7 separate regions of the Mus musculus genome follow, and regions 1, 2, 3, 5, 6 and 7 are each linked to region 4. A link is a loop called in an ENCODE intact Hi-C map of the cell type or tissue named here. Cell type or tissue: left cerebral cortex. All regions are shown on one strand. Region 1 overlaps Prr5l (proline rich 5 like). Region 2 overlaps Trim44 (tripartite motif-containing 44). Region 3 holds the start of Slc1a2 (solute carrier family 1 (glial high affinity glutamate transporter), member 2). Region 4 has its middle 2.2 kb from the start of Fjx1. Region 5 has its middle 28 kb from the start of Traf6. Region 6 overlaps Trim44 (tripartite motif-containing 44). Region 7 overlaps Ldlrad3 (low density lipoprotein receptor class A domain containing 3).

What was found. Hi-C counts contacts between places; a loop is a spot of excess contacts. Peaks named below come from ENCODE experiments on the same cell type or tissue, not always from the same donor. Only the 100,000 strongest peaks of a DNase experiment are listed, where the experiment ranks them.
Region 1: a loop joins it to region 4, with 2.9 times the contacts of the local background. A loop is called at or near these places in 10 of 42 quality-filtered maps.
Region 2: it touches region 4 in a loop (2.9-fold over the local background); 8 of 42 quality-filtered maps call a loop at or near these places.
Region 3: a loop joins it to region 4, with 2.5 times the contacts of the local background. A loop is called at or near these places in 3 of 42 quality-filtered maps.
Region 5: it touches region 4 in a loop (4-fold over the local background); 15 of 42 quality-filtered maps call a loop at or near these places.
Region 6: it touches region 4 in a loop (2.9-fold over the local background); 2 of 42 quality-filtered maps call a loop at or near these places.
Region 7: a loop joins it to region 4, with 7 times the contacts of the local background. A loop is called at or near these places in 16 of 42 quality-filtered maps.

The regions. Positions count from the first base shown.
Region 1 is chr2:101,713,954-101,717,953 of GRCm38, reverse strand. Prr5l (proline rich 5 like) reads left to right here. Exons shown (of 9, transcript NM_175181.5): 9 at 488-3,669. The coding sequence ends at 888. Among named protein-coding and RNA genes, the nearest start is that of Traf6, 38 kb to the right of the region's middle. In left cerebral cortex, a CTCF peak has its summit at 2,127 (motif pointing left); a DNase peak (open chromatin) is centred at 2,121.
Region 2 is chr2:102,300,869-102,304,868 of GRCm38, reverse strand. It overlaps Trim44 (tripartite motif-containing 44), which reads left to right. Exons shown (of 5, transcript NM_020267.2): 5 at 365-4,000. The coding sequence ends at 392. Among named protein-coding and RNA genes, the nearest start is that of Gm34268, 56 kb to the right of the region's middle. In left cerebral cortex, no CTCF peak of the experiment used is centred here; a DNase peak (open chromatin) is centred at 2,123; H3K27ac peaks cover 2,011 bases.
Region 3 is chr2:102,657,198-102,661,197 of GRCm38, reverse strand. It overlaps Slc1a2 (solute carrier family 1 (glial high affinity glutamate transporter), member 2), which reads right to left and starts at 2,509. Exons shown (of 11, transcript NM_001077514.4): 1 at 1,897-2,509. The coding sequence starts at 1,913. LOC115489466 (a long non-coding RNA gene) reads right to left here and starts at 1,890. Exons shown (of 2, transcript XR_003953884.1): 1 at 1-1,890. In left cerebral cortex, a CTCF peak has its summit at 2,392; DNase peaks (open chromatin) are centred at 2,045, 2,402, 2,830, 3,271 and 4 more places; H3K4me3 peaks cover 3,074 bases; H3K27ac peaks cover 3,837 bases.
Region 4 is chr2:102,451,975-102,455,974 of GRCm38, reverse strand. No RefSeq gene overlaps it. Among named protein-coding and RNA genes, the nearest start is that of Fjx1, 2.2 kb to the right of the region's middle. In left cerebral cortex, a CTCF peak has its summit at 2,395 (motif pointing right); DNase peaks (open chromatin) are centred at 2,408 and 3,758; H3K4me3 peaks cover 489 bases; H3K27ac peaks cover 296 bases.
Region 5 is chr2:101,704,470-101,708,469 of GRCm38, reverse strand. No RefSeq gene overlaps it. Among named protein-coding and RNA genes, the nearest start is that of Traf6, 28 kb to the right of the region's middle. In left cerebral cortex, a CTCF peak has its summit at 2,168 (motif pointing left); a DNase peak (open chromatin) is centred at 2,202.
Region 6 is chr2:102,313,164-102,317,163 of GRCm38, reverse strand. The region is part of intron 4 of Trim44 (tripartite motif-containing 44); the gene reads left to right. Among named protein-coding and RNA genes, the nearest start is that of Gm52521, 51 kb to the left of the region's middle. In left cerebral cortex, no CTCF peak of the experiment used is centred here; DNase peaks (open chromatin) are centred at 423 and 1,859; H3K27ac peaks cover 683 bases.
Region 7 is chr2:102,028,801-102,032,800 of GRCm38, reverse strand. The region is part of intron 4 of Ldlrad3 (low density lipoprotein receptor class A domain containing 3); the gene reads left to right. Among named protein-coding and RNA genes, the nearest start is that of Gm39888, 39 kb to the right of the region's middle. In left cerebral cortex, a CTCF peak has its summit at 1,969 (motif pointing left); DNase peaks (open chromatin) are centred at 1,975, 2,538 and 2,891; H3K27ac peaks cover 566 bases.

The sequences.
Region 1 (4,000 bases), 740 kb after region 4:
CCAGCTCTAGATTTGTAAGCTCACACCACTGCAGCTGGCCTGAGCTTGCTTGTTCCTGGGATCAGACTTAGGTCCTGGGGCTTGCAATACAACCACTTTAGTGACTGAAGTACCCTCCCCAGCCCTCCTGAGTAGCTTTCTGAAGCCCTGGCTAATGTGTATGTCTTATGAGAAGATGGTGAATTAAAGGCCAATTCAGTGAAGCTCAGACCTCACCAAGAAATGGGGTGGGGGCATTGCACGCTCATTCCATCCAGGAAAGTTTTAGGTGAGCGTTTACTATAGGCTTCTGAACGACCTGGTTCGGGATCTGCTGTAAACAGGTAAAACTGCATGACATTTAGATAGCCCTGTTCTCCATTGCACTCAGTAGGGCTCCACTAAAGCTGTTCCCAGAAGTTACTCCCTCCCTCTTCCAGGGGAAGTTTCCGGTCACTGTTACCACCAGTCCGCCAGATCACAGCTTTTACTGCTTTTTCTTTTGCAGCCAGGAGGCATTCCAGGGTCCGGCCCAAGGTGACTGTCCTGAACTATGCCTCTCTGATGACCACGGTTGGCCGGCCACTGAACGAGATGGTCTTGACCCCTCTAACAGAACAGGAAGGGGAGGCATACCTGGAGAAGTGTGGCAGTGTCCGGCGGCACACAGTGGCCAACGCCCACTCAGACATCCAGCTGCTGGCGATGGCCACCATGATGCACTCAGGGTTGGGGGAGGAGGCTGGCGGCGAGGACAAACACCTGCTCTTGCCACCCAGCTTCCCCCCACCACACCGCCAGTGCTCCAGTGAACCCAGCATCCTCGACAGCCCCGATGAACTGGAACTAGAAGACGTGGCAAGTGGCAGCCAGGAGGACTCAGAGCTGAACTGTGCTTCCCTCAGCTGAGCCGCCACCTCCAGGAACCCGTTCCTACTTTAGAGCTAGGATGAGGGCACCTCTCCTCCTCCATGGATCACCAAGGGGGCTCTTGCATTGAGCAATATTGCCTTATTTACTTTAGGGCACAAGCCAAGTCTTCATGCCTTTGGGAAACATCTGTCGGCCTCCCCACTCTGGTGTCTATGACTGGCTCCTCATACCACTGTTTTCCTGACTTCCAGCCTTGCCTGACTCACCGGGATCCTTATGTTTGGGCCTTCCCCATCCTATTGGACTGGCTGATGCTCCTAGTTTATAATGTTCTGGCGTTGTAGCAGAAGGTTGGATGACACACAAGCATCTGAAACGTGCCAGCCTCTGCGGTTCCCGTTATCATCTTAGGGGGCAGAAGCCAATGGGTGGAAAGAACAGTAGAGGTTCTGTATAGCATGGAAGTCAACTGCAGCCCATATCACACCTGGTCCTGGGAATGTGTCCTCATCACTTTAATTGCAGAGTTACTGGGAAATCATTGTGCTACTCTGTGGATGAGGGTTCATTCTTATGTATGTTCAGATGTCATGTGCTGTCTACATCATGAGCTTTGGCTTAGGAGAACCTACAAAGCTGGCAGAGTTTTGTCTTGCATTGCGCCTCTCAGTGAACCTTCTCAGTAAATGGTGCCTTACCGTCACTCCAGTTTCAGGAACCAGCCACATTTCTGGTGTGTATATGAGAGGGTGGCTGATAGCAACTGACTTAGACCTGTACCTGGATTTCACTTGAATTTATAAAATGTGTATTGCTCAAAAAAAAAAAAAAGGTTTGCAAATATTTGCACATAAGATCTTGCACTGTTCATTTCCAGTGAGTGTGTTTGCAGACTAAACACAAGTGGACCCCTTCAAAAGGCTACCGCTTAGCTCCGAACAAAAGGATCAGTCGTGGGCAGGACTCACATACCTCAGCTCTGGAGGAGCTAGCACTGTCTGGAATGGCCTGTGTTGTAAGTGTCTTGGCCTCTAGGGAAGGTTTGTGCTGGCCTCAGGAGACTGTCTCATGAGCAGGGAAGTGTTGTGGCCGGCTGGACTGTGCCTGCTTTAGAGTAGACAGAGAGGGACGTGGGCATGTTTTATTTGGAGGGATGTTTATTCCCTGAGATTACAGAAGTACCCAGAAGTGTCTGGGATCCCTGTCACATCTGTGTCATGTTGTTATTTGAAGCATCAGACTTTATTACTATGCTAGGTCCTCACTACTGCCCCCTGCAGGCTGGGGAAAGGGAACTTTTTGTCTACGCTAAGTCCCTGGCTTCCTCTTAATCGGTTGGTCTTGCTAATTGAAGCTCAGAAAAATATAGATGGTCTCTCCCGACCCTGTTTGTGGTGTGTGCTGGCCTATCAGGATCTGGTTAGCCTTTGGAATTTTTGTTGATGAAATCTCAATACATAAGGCGTCAACAGGGGGCTGGAGAGATGGCTCAGGAGTTAAGAGCCCTGACTGCTCTTCCACAGGTCCTGAGTTCAATTCCCAGCAACCACATGGTGGTTCCCAACCATCTGTAATGGGATCTGATGCCCTCTTCTGGTGTGTCTGAAGACAACAGTAGTGTACTCACGTATATGAAATAAATAAATCTTAAAAAAAAAAATAAGGTGTTAACATGAGAAGAGGCGCTTCAAGCTCTTCTAAGCCTTGATGGTGTCTCCCTTTAGGCAAAGATCTGAAATATGACTACAGTTGTGCTGTTGATGGGTTCTGCTTTAGAAATTGTATTTTTTTTTAAAAAAATGTTTTAATTTTGTCCATCCTAGAGATAATAACGAAAGAGAAATGTCTGCATGTGTGCACACACACACATCTTAGATACACAAAAAGAAATGTTCAGATTCCTTTGAGAATTTCAAATGAAAAATAATCTTTCTGTATGTGGTGTCTAACATCTACAAGGTGGGGGCTGGAGAAGTGGCTTGGTGCTCAAAGGCACTTGCTGCTCTTGCAGAAGGCCAAAAGATGTGATTTAGTTCCTAGCCCATCAGGCAGCTCACAGCCACATGACTATAACTCTAGACCCAGAGAATCTGATGTTCTTCTCCTCTGAGGGCATCTGAATGCATATAGTGTGTGTGCATGAACACAGCACTGGACAGTACACTCTGGTGTACACACTTGCGCACACATATACACACACAATAATTTTTTAAACTCCATAAAGTTATTAACATGTCAGCAGGCAGAGCATTGCAGTTTATTTAACTGATGGCCAGGTTCTTGTTAGAACACCAAGCACACACTTGAGATTATTTATTGATCGAGGCAAAGTAATTAGTCATGTTTGGGTTTGCTTTTTTTGTTGATAAGATTAACAATGTGTGCTTTGTAAATGCCTTTTTCCTTATCTTCTATGTCTCTGTCAAGGACAGAAGTTGTCAGTTTAATACACGAGCTCTTGTGTTGAAAGTGTCCAGGCCGTAGAACTTCATTGCTACTGACTTTACACAGTTTACAAGTTTCTCTTTGGACATATCTGGTATTATTACAGAAATCTCCCAGATTATACACATAAACATTTTATGGACATTTTTTGGGCATTTAAGCCATCAGGCCTATTGCAAGAGTGCCTCCTGTAGCAGTTTTAACCAAATTTCATTCCCCTGGTACCGTGGAGCTTTATTTTGCTATTGAACGCCAAGCTGAATGTGAGTGACAGGGAACAATCCCAGCTCTGGGCTCTGCAGAAACTCACAAACTAAACTCCTTTCTGGTTGTCTGTTTTCAAAATAGATACAATAAACATTGTTTATGTCATGGGTGCTGCTGTACAGAATGCTTCAAGTGTGTTTTGGTTGAATTTGCAAGCACAGTAAAGCTGGCCACGGTGCCTTCTGCCCTCAAAACTCCTCACACTGTCTGTGTGCTACCTGTTCCTTTGTCCCATGGTCTCCTCTCCAGAGTCAGGCCCTTGGTTTCATTGGCCATCCTTGAACTGGTTAGGCCAGTTCTTTCTGTCATGGAAAAGCATCTGATCTGTGACTGAGATAAGAAAACACTAAAATAGCCCTTCAAGGCCTCTTTTAAAACACAATCTTAAAATACCCTAAGCTGGGTAGTGGTGGCACATACCTTTGGTCTAAGCACT
Region 2 (4,000 bases), 150 kb after region 4:
GGAAATAAAACTGGTTTCTACCAGCAGTTTATTTTGTTAATTAAAATTTTAAAATTCAGTCTGACAATCTTCCTGCTCTTTTACTTACTGGTTGTATACTGGGCATTGTGTATTTTACACGTGTTCTTAATTGATTCTCCCAGAACCCAAGATAGTAAGTCCTTTTTTTTTTTTTTTTTTTTTTTTTGTAAATTTTCATGACAACGGTAGTTAAATTTAGAAATCAGAAATCAAAGCAACTAAGACACTTTGCTGTGGGCCTACTGCTCAGTCATGATAGAAGCAGCACAAAGCTGTCAACCTGTACTGCGTTGCCTCCTTTCTGTGACGTTTGAACTCACTTGCTTCTCCTTTTCCTTTGTAGCGGTGCCAGTGAAGAAGAGGACACATGAAGACTTAGCATTCCCTGCAGAAAACGCCCCTTCCCCGTGTGTGTGTGACAGCGTGTATGTAATGGCTTCTGATATCTGTGAAAGCTGCCAGGCAACAAACTTCTTCTACTGGAAATGTCCCCAGATCCACAGCAGGCACACATGTTCCCAAGGGACCAGGGGTTGTATGCATTCTGACTGTGTGCTTCTTGTTCTCTGTGGTAGGTCATGGGAAGAGCCCTTTTGATCAACTTGGAGGGCTCTTCAGCTAACCCCCCAATGGCTGCTTTGAACTTACTCAGGAAAGCCAGCCCCTGGAATATTGTGCAAGTCAACACTATCACTTCCTTAGGAAGGTTCTAGAACATCTCGAAAGGATATCAGTTTTCCTTACCTGCAAACAGAAAACAAACCCACTTTGTTTGTACTGAAGCTTAAAGCAAATGTGGCCAAGTGGGGCCAAACTGACTCAATAGGCAGTCTGTCATAGTCCAGTTCTGCCTCTGTGAAAAGTGTTAGGGCAACTGGGTTAAAATAGGGTTGGAGAAAGAGTCCAGAGCTAGAAAGAAGATATTTTTAGTATGTGAGGTTATCTAGGACTTAAGTTTCATAATTCAGTGCTGTGGAAATGGGAAAATGATTGAAAAGGTAGAAAGGAAATGACCTTAAGGACTGGGGTGAGGCACAGAAATCTGATTAAAGGTTGAAATCAGTGTTTCAGAATTCAGATTGCCTCAATTTTCCAAAATGGTCACTAAAGCATCTGATAAAACCCAGAATTCTTCGGCCAGCTGTGTGGATTAACAGGCCTGTCACAACATAAAAGGCTGGCATGTATATTGGCAGGTGGAGATTGTCACTGTAAAACTTAGCAGTTTCACTCCGAGGTTAGTCTATGGTGGTCAGTGCACTGTGAGGGGAATCCTTGTCCCTCCCTGGCAGCTAGCAAACATTCCTCTATTTACTATAATTGGAATCCTCCCTTCCCCTGCAGCAGGCCGTCAGCTCACCTCACACAGCCCAGTTTTCTCTTCATGTAGCATGTCCAGGCATGCTCCAGAGCTGGGTTTCCTGGCCTTCCCACACTCCCAGATCACAGTCTCTTACAACCATGCTTTTCAGGATCCAGGAAGTAGTAAGTGTGCTGGGAGATACCCAACTAACTGCAAGCTCACAAGCACCACATCTTCTTGAGACATCAGTTTTTCTTTCCAAATGATTTGAAGTCAAGAGATGACCATATTTTTTAATGGAACAAATGCTTATGTTATACAAGAGAATGTTCATACACCTAAAGTGCTAAACTAAAATAGGAAACTTGGAAGGAAACTCATATTTGTAAGTGGACAGTGATTCTATCTCCTCTGCTTGTGTGGTATTTCCATGTTCACTTTGAGATTTTGTCTGAACTGGATTCAGGCAGCCTTGGGGTTGCTGTTGATCAAGGTCTAGACTTCCAGATCCAAGGAGTCCACCTTGGAGTAGTACATCTCCCTTTTCCTGTCAGCCAGCTTGCCTGTGTACTTATCACAAAGCTTTAGGGGCAGCTAACATGTGTATGTACAGGATAGTTCTGAGGCAGAAACAGCATAGACTTATTGTAGGAGTCCTATTTATGTCATTGTTCAGCCCTGTGCATGCTAGAAAATGATTTATCCCTTTGAGGCCAGGAAACTGCCAAGCCACTCTGCTGTAGGCTAGGATTACTGAAACTCACCACACATACAAGGATATTGGGGCAGAGCGGAGTGTGAGATCTAAAAATATGTATACTTTCCCCAGCTGGTGGCTAGTAGATGGCTTAGACAATTTTGGTGTCTTACCATCTGTCTGCAAAGACTGGAGAATTTAATACATCTTGAGTTGACAACCTCCAGTGATATCCTGTTCTGCCAAAATTTTAAAAGAAGGGCCACTGTAGAAAGAGTGTAAACTATCACAAGATTGAAAAGACTTGACAGTTTGGAAGCTTGTCTTGTCTTTCTCAGTAATCATTGATCTTTACATGTTGACCTTATATTAGCAATGAACAGATCATTGCCTCTCCACCCAATCATGCTATTTCTTTAAATCAGTATTTGGGGAATGCAAGCATTTATGCAGTGGTTATAAACAGAAATATAAGATTTGCCAACCTGTCTCTTTAAATTACCATCTCTCTGAAATCCTCAAGGAAAGCATTTTCCCTTTACTTAGTAAGGGTTTCAGATTCACTTTATGGGCTCCTGCTGTCTTCAACACTGATAAAACTTTAACCAGAAAAGCATTAAACACAGCACAGCAGCCCCTAGCCCAGATCCCTAAGTTCCTAGTGGCAGCATTTATCAATGTAAGAACAAGAATACTTTCTGTACTGGTATCAGCTTCGTCCTCAAAGCTATGACCTCTTACTTGGCCTTGTGCCCCATAGTGAACGAAGCTTCTTGCCTTTCCAGGTCAGTGTGAGTTAAGATTGTCAGAGTTGTATGTGTCCTGACAGACTGTGGACAGCAGGGTTTGCCCAAATCATCAAGTGATACAGGTAATGAATGTCTCTAAAATAAGTTGGGTCCTCCAAACAAGTCCTGGATACCTTCTGAATGTTAAGTTTCTGAGTGCTGAGAGTAATTTGTTCATTGGTTTGGTTTGATACCGTTATATCTATCTAGGGCAGTTCCAAGAAGTGCTTGACTTCTCAGCTCTAACAGCCAGTAAGAGTAAGTAACCTTAGTACAGGCAATGAGCCTCTGTAGATGTGCAGAGGACAAGTCACTTGTCTGTAGTTGCTAACAAACAATGGAACCAGTTTTGAGCACAGCACTCCCTGCTCTGCAGTCAGCCCTCTGCCCCACACCATGACTCACCTACAGATTGAGAGAGAGAAAGGCTTTCAGTTCCCCCAGTGTAGTATGCCCATTCACACTCGGAATTCTTTTTCAAAGACATCAAGATGGCCTTAGTACTCTGCTCTAGTAGATGTTGTAAGTATTCATTGTTCCTTCCAGGAGCTGGATTTTTGGTACAGTCCCCACAAAGGAAAATAAAGGCCTTCAAGAGTGTAAAGTTTTTAGACAGAGTTGGAGGTAATGGTAGTCTTCTAACATTATCTAAATATCTCCTGCTTCATTACTATAGAAAGCAACTCTTCATGTTTTAGGAAACCCAGCTACCATGTTTGTACTCTGAGAAGGTGCCAATACAAATCACTAATTTTGGACTCCCTTCCTGGAGTGTGTGTGTGTGTGTGTGTGTGTGTGTGTGTGTGTGTGTGTGTGTGTGTGTGTGTAAATGAGAATGAGATTTGTACACACCCACATATTCTATACCACTTAATTAAGAGTTAAGTGAAGTTCAAAGCAGCCCCTGGTGATCTTACTTAACACCACAAAGTTTTCTACTAGGTCCATGAAAGTATAAACAGATAATTGGAGTGTGACTGCTGGCTTTCCAGAATAACCCACTTGTGGTAGATGTCAACTCTTACAGCTCCAAGCCAAGGTGACGACAACCCAGCCCTCTTCCACCATGTCTAATAACATGGGACATGGTAGATGCCTTGTCATTTGGTGACCTGGATCTGGGCCCGAGTTTAGAGCTGCAGAATTTATAACCTTGTAGTAGTCAGTGGTCTAAGAAGTCCTCTCTCCCCA
Region 3 (4,000 bases), 210 kb before region 4:
TCTCCAAGGCTATTTCTGCCTCTTTATCTCGACCAGAGAGCCCAGCAGGTCCATTCTACTGAACAGAGACTCTGCAAAGGCTTCTGGGAGAAAAGAAGGGTTTCCAGAATGTTTCCAGCTGACTGATGACTGCCCCTAAATAATATATTTTTCTACATTTGTTTCCGGTTTTTAGATTTTTTTTTCCAATTCTTTCATCTCTTAAATACAAGTTCCTTTGACAATCATTTCCTAACCTTGCACAATGCACAAAGGTGGCACTAGCTGGACTAGTAATGGTTTCAGTCCTGAAAATCGCACCTGCTTTACTCTGAATGTCAAACCATTTGGCAGCCATGGATGGAGTTTGGGGGTGTTTGTTGTCCTCTCTTTTCCCCTCTGGCCACCAGAATCGACAATAAGTTGGTTGCAGCATTTGGAAGACAATATTTTTCAAAGATGTTTTCCAACTGAGACTCTAAAGGCAGAAATAATTCAGGAAGGGTCCTGTAGATAGCCTGAAATACCTTTATACCCATTCTAAGATGAAAGCCTTTAAAACCAAACACAGAAGTGTGCTGATGTTAAGTCATGTGGGCTCCTAATATGTAATTCTAGAGATATGTTTGAGCACATGATACTGCCTTCCTTGCACACAAGCACCAAAGTAGAGCACCTTTTCTGATAAGTAACCACTCCAAAGGTCCACACTGGTAAATAAGCAATGTGAAGAAATTTTATGTCAGACAAGATGCGAGGCATGTTTGGAAAGATTCGTGGGATGAGAGAAATAGATGAATAGGTTCTTTCTCTTGGATGAAGATGGGCAGATTTAGACGTATTTTCTTTGTCTGAGGTTGGAATCTCGATGTCTGGCTTTAAACACCATCTTTCCACTCACCACCCACCACCTCACCGAAAGTTGGCGGAGTTTGATTTCTATTAAACATGCCCCCAGAAAATGCCAGAACCAAGGACTCGAGTATACAGTCCCGAGAAGACCCTCATACTTGCTTTTGAGGTCACATGTAGGTTCACCGATCTCTCCAAAGCAGCTAGTGCCATTTGTGAAGTAGCCCAAAAGCTGGGGTCCCTAGTTATTATTTTTATTCTGTTCTAGGCTCCGGGAAGCCTGAGAAGTGCATTTGGGAGACAGGACCAGGATACCTTGGAATGAGTATTCAAGGGACTTGTGCATCCCCCATACTCTCCCCTTGCTAAATACAGTTGTCCTACCACAGAAATGATCATCATGCCAACTGCAGCCTCAAGAGGCGAGGGGCGCCTCCAAGGCCACAGGCAAAATAAAAATGCCAGTGATAGTCCAGATAGTTTGGAAACTCTTGCTCCAAGCTACAGGTTTCCTTCCCTCCTCTCGGGAAGCACCCAAATCTCTTCCACTCTTCCTTGCAGCTCGCCAGGGAAATTCTAATATCCAAAGGCAAAGACCTCTTGGGCTGGGGTCTTGCCATCATCACCCCACACACACACACACACACACACACACACACACACACACACACACCCGTGCGCGCCCAAAGCTAGCATTCAAGGCTGTGCGCTTCTCTTCGCCCCGCCCCGGCTCTGATCCTGGCTCATTCATTCCAACTGGTCCCCTCCTTGCAGCCCAGGCAGTGTTTCCTGCAGGCTCCGTGGACAATTCTTTATTGTCTTTAAATCTCTGAAGTAACCTCCACGGTTTCTTTTCACACTTTTTCACCCCTTTCCGTTAAATCCTCCCGGTCCTCAAAAGACAGCTAGTCTACCAAAGAAACCAGACCCCTTTCCCACCACCTCCAGCGCTCTGCTAGGGTTTCAGGGGTCCAGGGTCACAGTTCTCTGTCCCCATCTGGGATAGGGCAGCACCACCCCGCGCGCGGCTCCCTCTTCCCCATGGGCACCCAGAAAAGCTCTCACCCCTCTGTTGATGCCATGGCGTGGGGAACGCCCCCTCCTCCCGGGCACGGTCTGGAGACGGTGGCGGCGAGCTGGGTGAGCCCGGAGTGCGGCGGAGAGCGGTATTTAACGGGCAGCCTCTCTCCGCCCTCGCACCCCCCTCCTGGGTAAGCCCTTTAGCGCCTCGGCGCGCGCGGGAGGCTGCTGCGGGCGCTAATCCACGTCCCGGCTTTCCACCGCGCGCGGTCCCGTGAGCGGCTCGCGGCCAGCGCTCCGAGGGGCGCTGCGGGGATCCTGCACCGGCTGCTGCGAGGTCGCGCTGGCCGCAGGGCTGCAGGAACACACTCCCCGCTTCCCAGCAGCCACCTGTGTGTGTGCGTGTCTGTGTGCTTCGCCGCGGGGCAGACCGGTACCAGGAGTGGCCGGCACCGAGCGGGATGGGGAAGACCGGGAGTGCGAGTGCGGGGGAGTGTGTGCGTGCGTGCGCGTGTGCTGGTGTGTGCGCGCCGGGGGAGGCGGTAGAGGCCGCTGCGCCCTGGCTCGGCGCCGGCCGAAGAGGGATTGCAAGGTTTAGCCCAGCCGGAGCTGGGGATTTGCAGGCGATCCCTCTCTATTTTTGTCCAGAGCTGACATCACCCGCGCCGCAGCCTGGGGCGACTTCTTTAACTGTCGCCCCTGCCCCCCATCTTTAGACGTTGTCCCTTTTCTGTTGTCCCTCCCCCACCAGCCTCCAGTCATAAATTAGAAAAAAAAAAAAAAAAAAAAAAAGGCACCGCCGGTAGTCCGGGAAGGCTTTGGAAAGCCAGTGGCAGGATCCCAGGGTCTAAGGAGTCGCTATTGTTTCCTCTCGAGTCTGAGTGGCCCTGGGTCACCCTGTGCTGGGCCAAGCGCTGAGACCCGGGATGCCCCTCCGTCCCCAATCCTTGGAGAAGCCTTGGCACTCCCCATCACTCCCTGGACATCTGCTCGGGCTCACATCACACAGGCCGGCACACCCACCCACATCCTACCACTTCTGAGAGTAGAAGTCCCACTGAATCTGAGCTGCAGAAACACTCAGGTGACCGGAAGGAAACGCGACCCAGCTGCGGGTCCTTCTTTACCCGGGCCCGAATAAATCCCGGACATTCAATCATTCGTCTAGATTAATATTAATGTGGTTCCCCGAGGGCGAGCAGGGTGTGAGGGATGCCATAATTTCTCTCTCTCTCTCTCCCTCTCTCTCTCTCTCTCTCTCTCTCTCTCTCTCTCTCTCTCTCTCTCTCACACACACACACACACACACACACACACACACACACACACACACACGCCAGGGCCAAGGGCTGGAGACGCATCTCCTTCACCCACCCAGGGCTCAGTTCTCAGCAGGCCTCTGAGCGTGGGGGGAGGCGTGCAAAGACAGATGGGCTTCTGCCTTCTGCGAGGGAGAGTCCAAGCCTCCTGCCCAGCTTTGCATAATAATGACAAGTTCTGCTCAGCTTTTATTATCTCGAGGACTGGGACACACCAGACACCTACAGGTCCTCCACCTGCTGACCCCGTGGCCACCTAAAAGGCAAAACCTTCTTTTCCTCTGCTGGACATTGGGACTCAAACCTATCACCTCTGCAGGGCCCAGATAAGAATTAAACAGACTCTACTGAGAGGTTTAAAAGTGTAAACAAAGATGTCAAAAGGTGTGAGCAGGTCACTTGGGACCTGCTAGGCTCCTCTGAGCAGCATCTCAGAACTCCAGCATTCTAGTTTCTTTTCTCCTTCTTTTCCCCTCCAGGATTCTAGCCCAGAGGCTTTCTCATCCATGCTCCACATCTTCGCTTCTTTGCATGCGTGGCAAACTGGAGGGGTCACCTTCGTTCTCAATAAGTAACTGAATGAACTGCATTCAAAACCTGTTCTGTTAAACCAGCTGTGGTGCTGTATGCTTGGAATGCCGGTGCCTAGCAGGCTGGGGTAGGATGTTCTCATGTTTGAGACAGGTGTGGGCTACAGAGTAAGCTCATGCTTCAGAAACCAAAAGAAGAAAAAGAAAGTTCCGTTAACTTTAGGGGATCTTTGGAGGGTTGTTTCCTGGGCAAAGGAAGACTAGGCACATGAAAGAAACGAGGAGAAGAATGTGGGGTGG
Region 4 (4,000 bases):
TGAACCCTGAGGAGCCCAAGAGCACGGCGCACGAGAGTTCGTGTCTTCTGAAGGCGCTCCTACAGGTTCATACCCAGTAATTTTCTGCCTGGGTCTTTGTATGACCAAAAGAGCACGAGATGTGGAGTCTCTTTTACAAAGACATTAATCCTATTCACGAGGAGATCATGACTTTTATGATCCAGTCACTTTCCAGAGGGCCCTGCAGCTAATACAGTGGCATTAGGGTTGAGAATTCAATACTTAAGCCTGGAGGGAACACAGCCACCCAGCTCATAACAGCACAAACAATGGAATTGTAGCTGCGAGTTAGAAAGCTGGGCAAGGTCAGTAGTATTGGCCAACATTGGAGTCATGGAATCACTTTGGGATCAGAGTAAACTTCAAGGACCCTCTTTTCCCTCTCTTCTTTCTGTTTATTTTGGAGTGTCTTGCTTTATTATTAAGACAGGGTCTCACCATTTAACTCAGGCTGGCCTTAAACTTACAATCTTGCTTCCATCTCCTGGAAGGAGGGGTTGACTTGTGGGCACCAACACATTTTCTCTTACTTTTGTAGAAATATCAAAAAAAAAAGTGCACTTGGGCATCTCTGTCTTTGAGAAGAGTATGTAACTCAGCAAAAATCAGAATGAAGGAGGCCAGGTGGAGATGCAGCAAGGAATGGGTTGCCTAAAGCTGCCTGGAGGTTCACTAGAGCCAAGCACATGATGAGTGTCTGCCTACGGCCAGGACTACAGAGAGAGCCCATCACCATTTCACTCACTAGGAACCCTAAAGCATGCTTCAAGGAAAGCTTAATTTGAGTTGAATCTTTGATTTAATGCAACCATCTTTATACTTAACATTGCCTCTACCATTTATAATGCACAAAAGGTGCCAGAGCCTTAACTCTGTCACTTGGCAGCCATGTGACATCAGGCCAGTAACTTTCTGGTTATGCTTCTGTCTTGCCATCTCTAATGGTGAGACAAGGATAATATTTGCTTGGAGGGCTACATGGATTAATAAAGCCCATACTGGGCTGAGTCCCACACCACGCCCAGAAGAAGTAAGGACTTAGTAAGAGTCTGCTAATGCTGTTGTTATGGTTACCGTTAATATTTCACCTGAGCTGCATAACAACCTGTAAGTTTGGCGCGATTTATTATCCTCATTTCTCAAGTTGAGAAATTGAAATGCATGGGAGATAAAAACTAGCCCAAGGAACAAGTCAGAAAATGGAAAGCCTTTCAACCTCGAGCCTCACTCTTGGCTCCCAGCGCTCGTGCCACCTTTCCTAAGTTGCCCAGAAAGTGTGGTTCTGTGAGCCTGACCATTGTTCACACAGGACTTCAGGCAACTGTGAATATATTGGAGGTCTAAGCTTAAGGAGTACTAAGAGATTCTTAAAAGAGAAAATAGGTTCTTATTTGGGGATCCCTACGCAACTGCTGAAGGTCTAAAGAGATGATGTTTCCCCATCTCAGAGCCCCAGAGAATGCAGGGGTGCTTGCTGTCTTCAGGCTTCAAATCTAAGGAGCTACAAGGGCAGTCAGCTAGCAGGAAAGCAGAGGCAGGTTCTATAAACACTGTCTAAAATAATCAAACATTGCTATAACTCAAACGGCATACCACTCTGCAGGGTGTGTTTGTGTGTGTGTGTGTGTGTGTGTGTGTGTGTGTGTGTGTGTGTGTGTGCTTGCTTTCTCTAGCTTATCCCTCTGTTTTCTGCAGTTCTGCATTTTGACTGTTAAAGCGCTTCATACATCTCATCCTGGTCATGAGTACACTCGGGCCTAGGGCTAAGTCTGGTTCTGGGGCTCAAACATGAAGTCCACTCATCATCTGAGACATGAGATCTTAGCCTGGCTCTTCACGCCTCCTTTCATCAGTACCCTTAGTGTGACTGTGAGAGTCTGGAACTTGGAGTGGCTGGTATTAAAGTGGACTTTCCCAGACTAATAATCTTGCTCCCCTCACATTCAGTCCCTCACCAATATTATTTTTTCCTTTTAAGAACTTGAGAGAAAAGTTTCTTTGTATCCTGTAGCAGTGAGATATTTAAACAAACAAACAAACGTGATGATGCTACTTGAAAAGCTTCATCTCGTTCTAGGTGAATCATTGCATCATTGCTGAATATGCGCTCAGTGCCAGGCTTTGTGCCCTGGCCACTGTTACACAGTGGGCAAGAGAACTCCCCATGCAGGGTACCATAGTGGGTCACTAGGCACTACACAGTCACAGATTCTGCCAAGAGCCAAAACCACAGAGTCACCAAGCACTGTGAATTGCCCCGCTGCCCTCGGGACATAACTTGGCCCACGGTGGCATTTAGTGTTCTGAGTTTAACTTAATCACCACTATAAAATGTAGTTCTCTAATTAGAGGATATTCTGATTATGCCCACAAGGTGGAGATCTTGCTTACAGTTTGCCCACACTAAACTCAATGCAGGGGGAAAAAAACACCTAAAAGTTACATCAAAAGACAAAAATTAAATTCAATGAATCCAGTTCTTATTTCATGTAATATACTATATTAGCTGGTATATGAAATAAAAATTTGATAAGAGACAGTCCCTGCTCTCTAGGGAAAGACAGGGGGAAGCTTGCATGAGGCAAGAAAAAAAAACTTTTTAATGAATTAATATATTGTACTGGATCCATATGGAAGGCACTGTAATCCTTTTATCAGATAAGCACTACAAGAAGCCCCGTGGTTGGGAACACATTTAAGAAAGACCCCACACTTTCAGGTGGCACACAAGGTACCAGTGGGAAAGAAACCCAGGAAGGTGTATGCCTTGGGTCAGCCATGTTTTGGAAGGTTAATGTATCTACTCTGTCACAAACATTTTACATTGTCTACCCTATAACTCCAGAATAAATATACACAGCACAGGCAGATGTAGCCCAGCTGAAACCTCGCATGTGTTCCCAGGAGAGGAATATAGGGAAAGGAAACACACACACACACACACACACATACACACACACAATGTGAAAGAAACCGATTTTAAACTCTGGCTGTAGGACTCGGGGAGGAGTCAGAAGAGAACCTGCTTAGCATACGTACTGTCCTGGGACAGTTCCCTGGCAGTGCCAGCTCTGGCTCTCAGGACCCCTCACGGCTCTGATCTTATGACTAAGAATCTCCAGTTTGAAATATGGGATACAAGAAGGGAAAGGAAAGATTCAGTTTGTTTCCAAGAGATTTGCTGGTAAATTAAATCCAAGAAAGTCTGGAGGAAGATGCATCAGTTTTTATAATGTGTTGGTTTGTTTTTTTCTTCACTGCCCCACTTCCCACTAGTCCTTTTTCCTTTACACTAAACTAGTAAAACAATTGTTTATTTTCCTTTGTTTGGGAGAAATTTATAATTGGGAATAAAGTGACTGACTAAATGACAACTTAAAAACAAGGTGAGAATGTTGACAATAAGTGTTTATATCTATCTAGATATCCCTATCTCTACATATTGAACTTTCTTTAAAATGGGAAAGCCAAGTGGCATGCGACCAGGGGACCTGACTTGGCTGTCCAACTTGCACAGCAAGGTTTAATTCCAAGCATCCCTGAGAAAAGTCACAGAAGTTAACCTCATTGCTCTCAAGCCTGCAATGATCCATACCGGGGAGCTTGCATCTGGAGAGAGGTTATGGGTTCAAAGTCATTGGCTACAGATGGTTCCTCTCCCAGCTGGAGTCACATCCTCTAGGGCTCGAGACTTTCCGGGGAATTTACATAAGCCAGCGTGAATCACACCAAGTGAGGTAGCAAAAGGACTCACCCTGACCCCTGCCTGTACTGCGGTGGGGGGCTGTCTGAAGTTTTCAGATCAGACACAGTCCAAAGGAGGGTACAAGGGGATCATCCCACTCCCAACAAGAGCACCGGACACGCCGCTACTCCCAAGCCCTACAATTGGTCTCTGCCCCCGCCCCCGCTCCGACGCCCCCGCACGGACGCCCTCAGTTCAGCCTCCTCCCCGCCCCGAAGTCCGGGACAGAACGTG
Region 5 (4,000 bases), 750 kb after region 4:
AGGCTGGTAAGAGACCCTGTCCCAAACCAAGGTGGATGGTGCCGGAAGAATGACCTTAGAGTGTGCTTCCTGGCTCCCTCACACATTCACCTGCACATACATGGCCCCCACCCCTGAAACACAGAGCAAGAGTATAGAGTTGGGACATCTAGCCTTTCTCGCTCATATTTCTTGATGGCCATAGTTTTTAACTCCCCAGGTGGATATTGTGTCACAGAAAGCAGGGGATCATTTTGATGTTTAAACAAAGTATTTGAATTTTTCAATTAAGAGCAAAGAATAGGATGTGAGAGCTTACTGAGCTTTTATGATAAACTTCTAAGAGATGCTGTTAAGAATGACTAGTTTTGAAGGAAAATATGAAAAGTCGCTTAGTTAAATACTAGGAAGAAGTGACTGTCGTGTTCCCACACATCCAAGGAGGTCAGACATAAACTGAATCTCCCTTAGTACCTCCTCTGCCTTAAGTCATTGGTTCTTGTTTTTGAATATAACTGCTCCAACCTGAATTCTCACCCAGAGGTGTGGAGGGTATTTCATAATTGGCTGTGTTTACACAACACACACACACACACACACACACACACACACACACACACACACACACACACAAAGGCTGGAGTGGCACATATCTTTAATCCCAGCACTAAGGAGGCAGAGGTAGGTGGGTCTCTGAGTTTGAGGCCAGTCTGATCAACATAGTGAATTCCAGAGCAATAAGGGCTACCCAGAGAAACCCTGTCTCCAACAATAAAACAAAAAAACACAACAAAACAAACAAACAAAACCACAAACAGAATAAGTAAAACTAAAAGAATTAGGCTAAATTCAAATAGCCTCTTCTTCCAATATTTAACAGATCTTTCCAAGAATGTTTGCATTTTCTAGGATTTCATGTGTTGGATTCTCTAGTTTCTGTTTTAGAGCCTGGACACTGTGAAGTTGTGTGTTAGTTAGTTTGGGTCAAATATACAGCTTCCAGGGACATTGCCATTTTCATCTGTAACCAGGTAATCTCACTTTGGAATTCTCAGTTGTTTTGAGCGTGCTTCTCCTGCCGAGTTCTATAAGCCTCTGTACCCAAGCACTCATTGAATCAGCTTTGCCTTATGGTTCATTCACAAATTAACGAACAGAGCACAGTCTTTGACACGCTCCAGTTTCTACACTGGTATGAGAGTCTTGCTTTTAACAATCCCATTTGATGCTGATGTGTTTGTACTCACCCCTCCTCCCGTTGCTAGTGACTACCTACTCCTGCTGCAGATGCCCGTGAGCGTCCTTAGAATGAAGATTTCTTTGCCCGCGCCCCTTGGAGTCTAATGCAGCACGTTTGCTACAGGTTTGGCCATAGGTGATCTCGGTAATGGAGACAGCTTCTTCTTCACACTCCTCTTTCTTCTCCTCTACCCTCTCACCTCCTCCATCCTCTTCTTCCTTCTCTTTTTATCTTAAGTGCTGGTGACAGAATCCAGAGCCCTGTACATGCTAGGCTAGCACTTAATCACTAAGCTACGCCCTATTGCTTAACAGGCATTTAAATGAACGAGCACCTTGGGGGAGGTCCTTTGCTCAAACACCTTGAGAAAGTCACAGTGAACTGGATGGGCAAGGATGCTACCGCCATATTGGTTCTCGCTCCGAGGGGACAGAGATAACTGCAGCTAAACACTGGGACCTCAGAATGGACTAAAGCCAGATAGTCCATTTTCCTAAACAACAACTTGTACAAAGCAGGTCTTAAGTGTGAACCCACCATCAGCTGCGATAAAACAGGGATTGGGGGTGACCATGAATCTGTATGTATAAGTTGAATTACATGGAACAGCTAAAATTTAACTCGTAATTGACTTTCAGAAATGTCAGTGTATGGTATGATCTAATAACTTCCCAAGTATTTCTAACTTGAAGCTATTTGGCAACCAATTGGTGGATATGATTGGAGAAGGCTCTCCAACGGTTGGAGAAAATACCTCATAGCTTTCACTGGGCTTAAAGCAAAAATTGAGGACTTCCCAGAGAAATGAGTCCAATACAACTTCTCAGGTACAACCTCAGGAAAATGTATGGAGCAATTAAAGATACAGGGCCCCCTGACTAATCCTATTTCACACTTTTTTTTTTTTTTTTTGGAAAGGCTTTATTCTTCAGGAGTAGAGTTCTGCTGCCACCTACTGCTGCATTGTTCTCGTTCTTTTTTTTTTAAAAGAGTAATACATTTTTATTTTATTTTTATGGGTATATTGCTTGCAACTATATCTGAACCACATGTGTGCTCATTGCCCAGGGAGACTGGAAGAGGGCATCATATTCCTTGGAACTGGAGTTACAGATGTTAGTTAGTGGTCACGTGGGTACTAGGACTTGAAGGTGGGTCCTCTGGAAGAGCAGCCGCCTCTCAGCACCTTCTACGTTGTTTGTACATTGGGTTTGCTCTGTCGTCTTGTCAGGTGATCTTCTAGTCTGGAATTTTGTAGATGCTAAGTGACAGAGGAGTATGATAACAGGCTGAAAGGGAACCTTAAACTATTCTTTTTTTTTTTTTTTTTCCCAGTTCTGGGAATTGAATCTCCAGCCTCAAGCCTGTAAGAAAAGTGCCATAGCCCTCATCTTAAAGTCTATCTTGAAATACACTTATTGTGTCTGGCTGCCTGCATGTGTGGAGGTCAGAGGACATCTTGCAGGAGTCAGTTCTCTCCTTCCACGATGTCTTGGGATGTCTGGTTTACCATCTCATTGGCAGGCTTTGAACCCGTATCTACACCCTGAGTAGCTGCAAGACCAGGCCCAGATTTATTTACTTACAGCACACATATTTCCTTAAGCTTTTAGCACAGGGTGTGGGGAGAACTGCCTCAGCGAACTCGGCATCGTTCAGTCGAGTACATCATAGCTTTGGGGTCCTGCAGTTCTGAGGAGACTTGCGGAACAAGACTGCCTGGTAGATAGCTGAATGCAAAGCAAAGCTCTGCTCATCTCTTACCCCCCGCAGAGGAACCCAGTCTTGCTCTGTTTACAGGTCTATCCTAGTACGTGGTGTGCCTGTCATTTGCCTTCTCCCTTGAACAAGTTGTAACATCCGTTGGTCCCCTCATTAAGGCTTCATAAAATGTTTTACTGCATGTGATCTTAGCTAAAAGGCAAGCAGCAGCCAGATTTTATAAGATTAATGGACACTCATCTGGTATTAATATGAGCATATCGTTATTATTTTTCAGGATTTGGAAATCTGCCTTTTAGTGTGGTTTTATTATTTAGCTTTGGTGGTATGAAATCTGTGATCAGACCTAGTTTTATATTACATGTAAAATTTTCTACCTTGACTGCTATAGTTTGGATCTGAAAATGTCCCCTAAAGGACATGTGCTTCAGCCTGAGCAAAATTTGGAGAGAATGGAATTTGTAAGAGGTGAGGACTTGCTGGGCAGTAAGGTGGCACATCTTTAACCCTAGCACACGGGAGGCAGAGAGAAGTCTGTGAGTTCGAGACCAGCCAGATGACAGAGCGAGTTCCAGAACAGTCAGGGCTGCACAGAGAAACCCTGTCCTTGAAAAAACCAGCAACAAAACAACAAACAAACGAAAGGTGGGGACTGTTGGAGGAAGGTGGCATTAGAGATATGTACATGGAGGGGACTCTGAGGCCCACCTTGCTCCTTTGCTCCTTTCTAGCATGTGTGCCGGTCCACCACAGACCCTTGTGCAACCAGAGGCCCAAAGCAACAAGGTTAGCCATGGACTGAATCGTCCCACACCATAAGATATAGTAAACCTTTCCCACTCTGGCTGCCTCAGGCACTGTGGAGAAAGCACACTCACTGACTACAGAATCTTCACAATCAAAACAGCAATGGCCCTGAAAGGAGTCTTTAATCTTCCCTCTGAAATTTCACAAGCCAGACCTCCATCTTCTGCACTGTTCTCAACATTATCTTCCAAGCTCCTACACAACATCCCACAGAGCTCTTAACAACGAATGGATCTTCAAGTCCGAAGTTCC
Region 6 (4,000 bases), 140 kb after region 4:
ACAAGTTACTTTGGCTCTGGCAAAAAGGGACCCCCAGGCTCTGTTTAGAAGCAAGTGTCTCTTCTTCCAGACCCTCAACATTAGGACACTGGCTCTTGACACACTTTGATGCTGAGTCTCAGACCAATTCTGTTCATATAAGTACATTTCCGCAGCCTAATGCCTGCCTACTTCCCCCTCGAAGAGTTTAGATTGAGTTACCACTGGGTATTTGTTTTTCTTTTTTCCTAAAACATCTGTTTGTGCTGTCTTGGGGGAATGTTGCACAGAATGTAGCCTGAATATTTTAAACATTGCTCTTGTTCACATTTTGAAGTGCTGGCAGTGTGGTAGACGCCATATGGGGCTCTGACACCTTTCTCGTCTTCTATTCTTTCCCGTCTACATCCCCCATCTTCTTAAGAGACATTTCAAAATGACCCATGAAAAGAAGCCTGGGAGCTGCTGATGAGTCACTTTCAGCCTACTCTCCCATGCTTTATCTCTAGCTATTCTGGACTCTTCACAGCCCTGTGACCATGCTAAGCTGTTTCACATCTTCCAGAGTTTATTCAAGCTGTCCCTCCACCTGGCATGCCTCCCTCCTGACCCCATTGTCTTCCTGGAAAGTAGTAATCCATCTGTCAGTAATGAGTGATAAAACCATTTCTTACTTGTTATATGAGAGTCGTCACTTCCTTCTCTTGAAGTGTGCAGACTACTTACATTTTTGCACACTGTAAGGTACTTAACTATATTTCATTCCTTTTTCATTTGCACATAGTAGGGGTTCAGCTACTGTGAGATGAAAAAGACAAGAATAGAAGTTACAAAAAAGATTTGAATGTGGCTGAGTAATAATTATTAGGCATTATGTTAAATACTTTCCATCTTTTATTTATTTAATACTCATGTTTTCATTTTCCTGAATAGCCCTGACACAAGCACTCATCATTTTTTTATCCTATCATCTTGTTTCCCTTTCTTCATAGCACTTTCTACTCAGTACAATTAGTTTGCTTATTGTTTCCTCATTGGAAATTAATGCTCCATGAGAGCTAAACCCTTGTCAGTCATTCTCGTTCTATAAGGCAGCACCTATTAAAGTGCTTGTCTTAGTCAGGGTTTCTATTCCTGCACAAACATCATGAACAAGAAGCAAGTTGGGGAGGAAAGGGTTTATTTGGCTTACACTTCCATACTGTTGTTCATCACCAAAGGAAGTCAGGACTGGAACTCAAGCAGGTCAGGAAGCAGGAGCTGATGCAGAGGCCATGGAGGGATGTTCTTTACTGGCTTGCCTCACCTGGCTTGCTCAGCCTGCTCTCTTATTGATCCCAAGACTACCAGCCCAGAGATGGTCCCACCCACAAGGGGCCTTTCCCCTTGATCACTAATTGAGAAAATGCCTTTCAATTGTATCTCATGGAGGCATTTCCTCAATTGAAGCTCCTTTCTCTGTGATAACTCCAGCTGTGTCAAGTTGACACAAAACTAGCCAGTACAGTGCTTAATATATTACAACTGTTCAATGAATATTTTCACTGAAAGAATGAATGACTTGATGACTTTGTTCCACAGATCACTAAAATAATGGATAATGAGGTTAAATGGCTTTGTCAAAGGCACATAATTCAGATGACAAGTCTGGTCAGGAATCCTGGTCATATTCTTATGTAGGTAATGCTAGCATCGTGTGCTGTCTTCCTTAAGGGTTCTCCAAATAGATAGACTTAATAGCACTAGAGGTCTTCTTTTCTGTCGGATGCAGTTTCTGCCTTGAAGTTCCACTTCCTCCACCTTCGCCTCATCAGCCAAATGAGGGATATGCTACTAAGAGAATGTGTCCTAAGTGCCAAGCCTGTTACTGAACTATGGGCATGTGAGGACACATCATCTGAATTTAATTTAGATTCCATTTTCCAGAGGAGAAGAAAATGAGCCGAGCTGAAAACTACTACTGTAGAACTGAATAAAAAGCACACTTGGTGCTTCTGACACTGGACAGACAGAACTGAAATTGACCTGGTGGACTCCGTTCTAAATGTCCTGAGTGATTCTTTTTCTCATGTGTCTTGGTGGTGGGTCTTTGGCATGACTATTTGCTGGAAGCTGAGGGAAAAGGCTGCCTTTCAGTAAGGTTATAACAGGAAAGTTGAGACAAGCTATAGCTATAAAAGCTGAAGGGAAAAAATAATGTAGCTGTTGTCTTACCCCCTTTTGACATGTCTGTTGGGGATTCTTCATAAGATGAAGACATTTTCTAGCAATTGTCACCAAAGTGAAGTTTTGAGTCTGCCAGGGCCTTGGAAAATCTTTAGCATTGAGGCATTAGCTAGAAGCTAGTTGGGTAGATGCCAAGAGATTAACTTCACGAGCCTTCTAATGGATTGCCTAACCATCACTGAGTTTCCCTGCCAAGTGTTAGAAACAATGAACAGGCCTTGGTTGTAGTTGTAGTCCTGCCTAGCTCTGGGACCTTGAGATGACACTTTCTTATTTTTTTCTTCATTTTCTTTATCTATAAAATGAAGTATCCCTACTGCTACACAGTTGCTGTGAAAACTGAATATAAAAATGTGAGCAAAGTGATTACCTCAGTATCTAACAAATAATTACAATATTCCTATAGTGAATGCTTGTAATGTAGCTGGGCCCTCTTTTAACAGTGTAGAAATTTACTGTTTATGTGTGCTAGAATAGAGTCTTGAAGATCAGTATGTGTTTTTTTTCTACTAGTGGTCACAGCCACATTCCAGTGTAGCTTTCCCACTACTGGATCCAAGCTTCAGGTGACATTTCATCAGAATGAACAGTGACTTAAACACTCTTTCACCTGGAAGAATGTTTACTCTTCCAGCCTGGAAGACTTCATGACAGACATTCTTACCTCTCTCCTACCATGGGTCGTTAAAGCCAGGGGTGAATGATTCAAACTCTTGCAATTGGATCTCTCTTGAGACTAGCTCACAGCTCAGTTGCACAACCCTGGAAGATTCCAAACATGTAGCTATTTAATATGGAAGCAAGATGAGAACTTTCTTTTATGGATATAAATTGGCTTTTGAAGTTTTCTCGTTGAAGATGTTAGATATAAGCTTGCTTCTGCTATGTCTTTGGGATTGTTTGCATGAAGATAGCCTCCATGGCTCATATATTTGAATACTTAGTCCCCAATTGGTAGAGCTGTTTGTGAAGGGCAAGGGGTGACCTTGTTGAAGGAGGTATACAACTAGAGATAGGCTTTGAGGTCTCAAAAGTCCATGCCATTCCCATTTAGCTGTCAAGATAAAAGTTGTCAGATACTAATTCAATGCCATGCTCGCCTGTCTGCCTGCTGACATGTTCCTCACCATGATAGTCATAAACTCTAAACCATCCAAAATTTTAAGCCTCCAAAACTCTTTCTCCTATAAGTTGTTTGATCCATGCTATCACAGCAATAGAAAGGTAACTAAAATAGCCCTCAAAGATAAGAGTTTTACCAGTCCATTGACCAGACCTGCCCTTTATCAGCAAGGCTGTTCTTTTATAAGAGCAGTCATTGTTTGTGATATAGCATTTTAATCTACTCTTAGTATTGGAGTGGTTATATAGACCTCATTTTTTTTCAACCAACTAGAAAAGAAAATGGGCTTTCTGTTTACCTGTAAAACCTGTTAACATAGTTGCCTGAACAATGTCTCTAGGACCAACAAGTGACATAGTCTGCTAGAAAAGTTTCTCAGAATATCCATTCTTTATGTGATGATTTCAGTCTTTTAGATATTCATAAGGTGTATGAAGATTATACCTTGTTCACTCACATGCACACATACACACACGTGTGTGAGTGTGTATACTCTATATCAATATATTCTCTAGATAGAGAGACCATATATATACATATATGCTAATCTCATTTAATTCCTTTTAGCAACTCTTTAAAATAGCTAGTTACTAATTTGTCCTCTATTTTCAAGTAAAAGCACAGAACTCAAAAGCTCTACTAACTGGTAGAGCTGTGACTCAAACCGGGTAT
Region 7 (4,000 bases), 420 kb after region 4:
TCTAAGCAGAGGTTTGCAGTTTCAATCTGGAGGTGGGCAGGAGTCTGTGAAGAGGGAAGCGGCTGCTAGGTAGAGGGAACAGCAAGGTGAGGGAACCCCCATTGGAAGAGAGGAAGTGTGGGGATGCCTGCCTGTAGTGCCCACCTGGGTCAGGTGGGGGCTGGTCCTAGATACAGCGTACGATCCTGACCTACATCTCTAGGGTACTGGGAGGTCAGGAGTGGCCCAGAAGACATTTGGAAGGAAGAAGCAGATGCGCCTGAGCCAGGTGAGACCAGAAGGCATTACAGGGCTCTGGTGAGCTGTTTTGGTCTCACCACAAGCCTGCAAGGCCTTTCTGTAAGCCTGAGTTGGAGCTGAGGTTTCTCTCCAGCCCCCTCTACCACTCTGTTACTGCTCATTGCCCTCTACCGAAAGTCTGAGTGCTTAGACCATGCTAGGCACCTGTGATCGTTTGCATATGCTTGGCCCAGGGAGTGGCCCTATTAGAAAGTGTGGTCCTGTTGGAATAGGTATGGCCTTGTTGAAGTAGGTGTGTCACTGTGGGCGTGGGCTTAAGACCCTCACCCTAGCTGCCTGAAAGTCAGTGTTCTGCTAGCAGTCTCCAGATGAAGATATAGAACTCTCAGTTCCTCCTGCGCCACGCCTGCCTGGAAGGTCTCATCTTGATGATAATGGACTGAACCTCTCAACCTGTGAGCCAGGCCCGATTAAATGTTGTTCTTATAAGAGTTGCCTTGGTCATGGTGTCTGTTCACAGCAGTAAAACCCCAATTAAGACAGCACCCTGAGTGGTGCTTCTTGTGACTCACCCCCTGTGCCTCTCACTGCTGCTGATTAGGAGCTTCTGTGGCTACGCTATGCTGTGGTATCATTGCACCACTCCTGGGGACTGTCAGCTCTGGAGTCTGAAATGCATTGTTCTCTGAATTTTAATCAAAGCACTTGATCTCCTGTTCTTCCAGTGTCAAGACTCCAGCATCCCAGATCATCCACCCCGTTGACTAGACAGAAACTTCTACCTGTGCTCCATCAGCCCTGGCTTCTCTCAGGATGCTCTTGTCTGACTTTGTCCCACCACAAGTGGGCCCAGTGGATCTCAGTGCACATGGATGGGAGGCTGTGCCTGTTACAGTGCTTGGATGAGGGATGCTTGCATTTTACACAAGGAATTACAGTGAAATGAGAGGCAGCTTGCAAGCAAGTTTTGGCCATGGGGGTTGGGGACGCTTTTCCTCTGTAATGTCCTCCCGCCTCTGGCCTTCTCAGATAGGGCAGGATTGGTATTTCTCTGTAAGGGAAGAAGTTGTATCATGAATGACAGTAGTTGGGTCCTGAAATTAACCAGTCATAAAGTAAATAAATACATTGGTTACTTTGGGGCCAAAGGACAATATACCAAACCAAGAAACAGCACCAAGTTTTTTTATGCTTAGCTTTTCTGAGTGAAATAGTATTGCTATTACTGGGGACAATCTGCCCTTTTTAAAGGACTGTGGTATAATACACAGCACACGGAATCTTCCATCTTCCGTGGTTTGTTTGTTTGTTTGTTTTGAGACAGGGTTTCTCTCTGTAGCCTTGGCTGTCCTAGAACTCACTTTATAGACCAGGCTGGCCTCGAACTCAGAGATCCGCCTGCCTCTGCCTCCCAAGTGTTGGGATTAAAGGCGTGCACCATCACACCTGGCCTTCCTTGGTTTTGAGGTGCAGCTCACCAGTGCAGAATACCGACTCCACTGGCTTACTCACATTTTGAATCCAGAAGAGAATGCCCAGATGTGTGTCAGGTCAGAACAGAAAATGAAAACAACTGTCTCTGGGCTGTAGAATCTGGAGTGTTTACGGAGGCTGCATGGTTTGTACCACAAATCTTGTCTCAGTGAACCCACCTGGGCCTGGAGCAGGGTGGGTGAAGGGAGGCAGGCACATCTGCATGGTTTGGAGCATGTTCTTGCGCCATCTAGTGTCCTTGGGGGCCTTAATCTAGCGGCTCCCGAGGCAGCTGGATTTCCCTGGCTCTGGGAGGAGGCTGCATAAAATCCCAGTGGCTTGAAAAGCGCACCAGGGAGATGTTTGTCTTTTTAGATCATTTGGATTTTTTTTTTCTTTCCCCAGCTCTGATCCCAGGGAAATTTGCAACTAAAATTGTGTTTCATTAACAGTCAGAACAGTTTGTCCCTTTGAAGCTCAGACAGGGTGAGATTAATATGAACCCGATATTAAGCTATTAAGCATCAATTTGGCAAACCTATTTATAAAAGAGCTGGAGATAGAAAATAAAGAAAGTCACATTAAGAGGCTTGTCTGCCAAATCCACTCTCTATTCTGAAAGATGTGACTTAGTAACCAGTCTCTGTGTGAGAAAGAAAATTGTGTGCGTGGGTGTGTGTGCGTGTGGGGTGGGTGGGGGTGCTTGTGTGGGTGTATCGACTGAGCATGGCTTTTGATGACAGGCACTTACTCTGATACTGCCATTGCCCCTAAATGGTGTCCCAGCCAATGTAGACTGACTCCGTATTGCAGCCTTGCTGTGAAACAGCTGGAAAGTGACTGAAAATGTCTTGCCACCACAGTGAAGACACAGCCACCCCAATGTCACAGCACGGTGCATTGTTCACGTGCTTGTGAGGATGTTGACAGGGTTAGGTGTAGAAACACGTGGCACCATGCAATAGTGTGCCAGTCAGTGACAATAATAAACAACTGCTACTGGCTTCTGTCTGTGTTGGCTCTACTTCTGTTTCAGGGCGAATTCCTGCTCCTCACACAGTTTATTGTGGAGCAGGATGTTGTTGGGCCAGCAGCAGCAGCCTCATACGGCCTGTGTGTGCCATGCCTTTTGAATGCATCATTTTCTCCTGTGCCTGATTTAATCCCTTGGTGTTGTGTTCACTGTGCCTGTAGAAGGAAGACGCTGTGCCACATATCAATGATATGCAGCCCAGATGCCAGAGGACTCCACCATCTGGGTGTGCGCAGAGGCACAGTATCATGTTCACAGGACAATGCAGTTCTTGTAATGAACTGTCATTAAGCCTTGGAGTAGTAAAATAATTAACTATTCATTATGGCTCGTCTGTTATACAGTGTCATGTGCCCAAGTACTGGATACTTTGCATTTAATCCACACAATGGTCCAAAAGAGTACATGTTTTTATTCCCCACTTTACAGGGAACAGAGGCAATGAATGGTCAAGGATTTTACCACAAGTTGCAAGCCCACTGTTAATATTCTGTCCAGATGATGGTGTTTGCACCTTCTGTCCTTTATCCTTGGAGCTTCCTGCTGCAGCTGCAGTTTTGTCACAGTTGTATGTCATATTTAGCTCTCAGTACCCACCTCCCCATGAACAGAGATGTCACTTATGGGACATGCTGTTGGTGCCTGTGTTTGGAGTTCCTGTATCACACACAGGCTGGGAGAGGATGTATGAATGGAGGGAAGATGGCAGCTCAGGGATGCCAGGTCTCCCTGTCCCTGGCTCCCCTGCTTTGTGACCTGGACAAGTGACTTTCTCCCTAGAGCCTCAGAGCCGTTCCTATAGGATAACAAGATGGCTCTGTTGGCGTGCTGATTTGTGTTCTTTGTGAGAGGATGGACAGGCAGTGGTTACAGTAGCACCATGTCAGTAACAACTCTCAGGCACCCTGAGTTGTGCCCCTATATTTGCCCCTTTGGAAAGTAGGATTGTCCAACTCCGGTAGACAGGATTGGTTCTGGTGAGCAACACTGAGAGTGGAGGGCGTTTGGCTTTACCACCTCTTCACTTTCAAGTTCCCTTGCACTCATGGAAAGCATATGTGTGTGCATACAGCCACATGCATATTGACCTTGATAATTTATTTTTATCTTGTGTGTTTCTGTGCATGTGTATGTGCAAGTGCATGTGTTTGTGTGGAGGCCAAGGACAGCCTTGGACTTGTTTCCTCCTCATCTACAGCCTTTTTCTTTTGTTGTTGTTGTTTGGTTTTTGTTTGCTTGCTTTTTCAGACAGGG